2 separate regions of the Homo sapiens genome follow, and region 2 is linked to region 1. The links are chromatin loops, found by intact Hi-C in ENCODE. Cell type or tissue: B cell. All regions are shown on one strand.

What was found. Peaks named below come from ENCODE experiments on the same cell type or tissue, not always from the same donor. Only the 100,000 strongest peaks of a DNase experiment are listed, where the experiment ranks them.
Region 2: it touches region 1 in a loop (13-fold over the local background); 10 of 110 quality-filtered maps call a loop at or near these places.

What each region holds. Positions count from the first base shown.
Region 1 is chr1:58,514,705-58,517,204 of GRCh38, reverse strand. All of the region lies in intron 7 of OMA1 (OMA1 zinc metallopeptidase), which reads left to right. It also overlaps a transcript of DAB1 not described here. Among named protein-coding and RNA genes, the nearest start is that of OMA1, 31 kb to the left of the region's middle. In B cell, a CTCF peak has its summit at 1,216 (motif pointing left); a DNase peak (open chromatin) is centred at 1,184; H3K27ac peaks cover 801 bases.
Region 2 is chr1:59,946,368-59,948,867 of GRCh38, reverse strand. It overlaps a transcript of CYP2J2 not described here. Among named protein-coding and RNA genes, the nearest start is that of CYP2J2, 21 kb to the right of the region's middle. In B cell, CTCF peaks have their summits at 1,160 and 1,360 (motif pointing right); a DNase peak (open chromatin) is centred at 1,357; H3K27me3 peaks cover 513 bases.

The DNA of each region.
Region 1 (2,500 bases):
ATGTGTGTTTGAGCTCTTGTCTCCTCCACATGACTGTAGCAAATCACTTAACCTCTTCAAATCTGTTTTGTAGTCTGACTAGTGAGAATCATGATAGTACTTCCATCAAAGAGTTATTTTGGGTATCCTGGACTTGATTCTTATTTGTGGCTTGTATCCTTTTTTTGGACCTTGATGCATCAGACTCCCTTGACTTCTTGCCATTGTAGCATTCAAATCATGTCAACATAATCCTCCTTTTCCTAATTCTCTCCTTCCTAGGCAACCTTCTGATTACAGCCTGGCTTCCTCTGTAGCATGCCTAAAAGGGAGAGAAAGTCCTGACCCAAGGACATAGATGCATGTGCTCTTGCTGGTTTGGGCAGCTGTAGTTATCTCTGTAAATTAAGAAGTTGGCATTCTGATTTTATGTCAATCTTGTGAGCTTGGTTACTGGGAACTATTTCTGAGAGATGGTTCTATTGGTCATATGCAGTCCCATTGGATTTATGAGGTTTCAACGTGCAAAATTCACAAAAACGATGTTACTCATGAAGCCTCTTTCAAAGTAGGCAGCCCACTTTCCCTAGGGTTCTCTGCTGCTCCTCTGCTACTGGCTATGAGTGATTTTATTGTGCAAATTTATGTTTTTATAGGAGTTCTTTTAATTTTTCATTTGGAAGGCATTTGTCGTTATATAAATTATCAGAATGATTAATATAGAATTAATAATCACTGGTAAGACCAACATGTAAATTAAGCATAGAATAACAAGCTGTTCAGTCTTCAGCTGACAAAAGAGGTCCTGTTAAGTATTTGATCTTTTGGGGTATGAATATTCATTTGTCACTGTAAAGAGCTTTTGACACTTTGCAGTCATTATAGAAATGACTTTTTAAAAATTTCACAAGCAACTAAACTATCAGTTTTAATTTTTTCGTAACAGTTTCTTAAGTTTGGAAAAGAAAACTGATATTCTTTTAGTGGTTCTGAACTGGGCTAGCCTTCTAGGATGACATGGTGTATGATTGTTTTTGATTGTCATAGTTATTGGGGAAGTGGGGGGAATTATTGATGTTTAATGTGAGGGAAAAGGGGATAATAAATATCCTATAGTGGCCTGGAAAGCACTCACTGGGAGTAATCCCCAAAGCCTGTTAAGTGGCCCTTTTGGGAAACGTGGCCTGCTAGTTTCCTCAAGTAACCTGAGATAACTGTGCCAATAGCACCATCTAGTGAGGGCATTAGGTAATAAGCAAAATCTATTTTTCATCACAGAAATGAGAAAATTTCAAATTCTAAACTTTATTTAAAATAGTACCTTGTAGAATCATAGACTTTTAGAGCAGGAAAGAAAATTGGAGCTAATTTAATCTACCTTCTCATTTTACAGATAAGAAAACCAGAGTCTAAAGATGTAAAGTGATTTATCTAATAACCTATACCTAGTTAGTAGGAAGACCCTTAGTTCTTATTTTTCAGGTTAGTATTCTGAGCTTTCATCACAGCAAAGTATCTTTGCGTTTTATTTGGGTTACTGTTTTAGGTTCTTTGCTTAATGATTCTTTTAAGAAAGAAAAGAATCAGTAAGTAAGGAGACCATCTTATTTAATAGGTATGTTGTAAAGTAACTTTCATAATGCATACATTATTTGGAACTTAATTTTATCACCCAGAAAAATGAGACAGGCTTGTGTGTATTCATCTGATTTTTCATTGCTATGATTTCAGCTGTTGAGTCTTATGATAAAACTTTACCTAAGATAGAGGGAAAAAAGTAACATGAAAATTTATTAAAACTTAATTTATTATATTGATTGGTGAAATGACCTGCTGGCAATCAAAAGATGCAGAAAATTGAGCAAAAAATTAAGATTAAATGACCAACATATGTCTTTCATTTTTATGTTGGAGCACATGAAGTATTTTTGATAAGTTTTCTCTTGGTGTGAGGGATTGGCAAATGCTGAGAATGGCTTAGCTGAAATTATCTCAAGATTATGTTGCATTTAGTTGGAAAAGAGCAATTTTAAATTATTTCCTGGAAAAATGTTGTTTAGAGAATAAGTGGGTTACAAAATAAAATGAGCTTTAAGAAGTGATGCCATCAGCAATATTGGAAAATGATGAACCTGTGGAGGTATGTGAGACTGAAATGAACTAGTTTCTGGTAGATGATGACAATGATGATTGTAGTGTATAATAATCAATAACATTTTTAATGTGCTGGGCACTGTCCTGAGTGTATTACATGTATTTATTCTTTTGATCTTCATAACAACCCTGTGAGGTATAGGTAAACCTGAGGGATGGAGGAGTTAAGTAACTTGGCAAAGCTCTCATAGACAGTAAGGTTTCCCTCTCCCAAAGTGGAGGTACATTCATTTCTGAAAGGGAACTTTCCATCTTATATTTGCCTGCTGGAAACAATTTTGGTTTTCTGCAGTATTGCTTCTAAAATAATGATCATTTTTATATCTGTTTTGGTCCCTTTACATCTTATAACAGCCTCAGTGTATTT
Region 2 (2,500 bases), 1.4 Mb before region 1:
AGTCAGTATTTTCCAAAATGGGTTTGCATTTGCACCAAGGGTTGCACTACATTCTCCATCAGGATGCTGAAAAAAAATTTTGATAATGATAATATTGCTACAGCAGTCCTTTAAATGAAATACCCAAATAAACTGAAGGTAGAACAACACAGGGTTTAACTGAGGTTTTCAAAAATAATCAAATGCATCCAATTGCATTGCTGTCATCAAAAATATGATTATTAGTGCAATAAGGTAGTGTATACTGTTAATATTAGGTTGGTGCAAAAGTAATTGTGGTTTTTGCCATTATGGCAAAACCTTTTGCACCAATCTAATAACAATATGAGTATTAATATTTTTCTATCTTAATTTTTAATTTTTATTTTTGTATGTTTTATAACATAAATAATTTATGACCATAGTAGTACAGTTATATGATTTATAAATGCCTAAATAAGTTTATGTTGTTGGTGCATGCTGCAAAGTATTTTACTAATAGATGTGCATACTCAAAACATCTGAAGGCCACTCTGGCAAGTGATGGACAGCCATCAGGGGATTTCATATAAAACAGTCTCTTACTGTGAGTTTTTGGACATACCATTCTCATAACTGTTTAGAGAATAATTGAGGGAGAAAAGAATGGATGCAAGGAGACCACTTAAGAATAGTCAAGGTGGGAAATAAGGGTGCCAGATTAGGTGGTTTTGATTATTTAAACCTCTTGAAATAAAATGCAATTAAGACTATGTTAAAGCAAAGGGCACCAACTTTCTAGTGGGCACCAACTTTCACTAGAAAAATGAAGATTCTCCATTTTCATCCTGACAGAGAATCCTGTGCAACCCCTGGTGCAAATGCAAATCCACCTAATCTTAGGGGTCTGGGAGATGCAAAACCGAAAGAACCATTGCATTCTTCCCAAAATGACTCAGGCTCTTAGTGGCAGAGACACAAGGGTTACAGATAATTTTTAAGCTAAGTTTTCAAATATTATGGATACTTCTTCCAGTAGAAAGGGATGCATAGGGCATTCCAGCCCACAAGATTATACATGCAGAAGCACAGAGCAATGAGTGTGCCTCCCTCATGGAGGAAATAAAGATGCCCTTAGATGGAGCCAAGGATGGGAAGTTAAGCTGGCCCAGATTATGAACAGCTAGGAATGCTGTGCTTTCTCAGGAATTCACACCTTATCATACAGTCAGTTTAGACAATGAATATTCTCTAGAAGTTTACTGGCGTGATCACTCTCATCGATGGCCTTAGATCTGGAGACATAGTGGTTGGAAAGAAACATGAAAACAGCCAAGCTCTCCTAGCAACTCTGGGAGTTGGCTTACTTCTGTAGTTGCACCTTAAGACCACATGGGGGCGGACTCAACCCATCGCATCCCAGAAGCTCTCTGGCTCAGCTGAGAACGTCAGATTTCACCTAAGCTCTCCAATTAACTGCACTCTTGGGTGCTGTTTTATATTGCCTGTCTTAAGGGGAATGCACTTTTTCTGCAGTTAATGATGCTTTATGGGTTTTCGCCAAATAGTCTTTGGGATTCTCCAGGTCAAATACTAATCTATTCTTTTGGTGTTTTAGTTTTCAAACTACACAGATGACATTCCATGGGATTTGGCAGTGCAGCCACTGACAGACCATGCACTGTTTTGCTTTACAAAATGTAGCACATTGTGTAGCCTAACCTCATACCTCTATGTTGTAGACAAAAAAAAATAAGTCTCAAGGAGGAGCATAGCACAGTGGAGAAATAAAAGTAGCTAGAGAGAACAGCATACAGGTCAGGAGACTGCATGAGTCTGAATCCTGTCTTCATCACTTAATGGATGAATAGTTTGGGGCTATCCTTCACTTCACCCCTATGTCTTCGTTTTCCCATCTTCCTCAAATTAAATTAGTTTTTTTTTTTACAAAATGCTTTTAAAATGCTTCAGAAGTTGCCAGGAATTAATAAGAACTATATGCATTAGGTATTATTATTTCAAAGATTATTATATTTATGCATATATAAGAACTATATGCATTAGGTATTATAATTTCAAAGATTATATCTTCATATTTAGAAATTGTATTGGTGCTATTGTAAATATAAAAGTTATTTTGTTATGTGTAAACTCTAACATTTTTACCTTATGAAATCTAATCTCTTCATCATCTTTTAAAACATTTGACATTCCTTAATGTCTCTTTCAGATTGCTTTATTTTCTGTACTTCTTAGAGTGTGAAGTTTTCCCTTACATTTTGTGTCTCTTGACTCAGTCAACAAATGTTTGCTGAATATTTACTGTGTACCGATCATTGGCGACATAGCAGTGAACAAAACAGACAAAAACCTTTCCCCTCATGGAGCTCACATTCTAGTGTGGGGAGCAGAGGAAGAATAAACTATCAGTGCATGTCATATGCTAAATGAGAATTAATGGTGTAAGAAAAAAATAAAGTAGGAAAGAAAGGAGTTGCAGTTTTACACAGAGTAGTCAGAAAAAATTCTTATTGAGGTGATA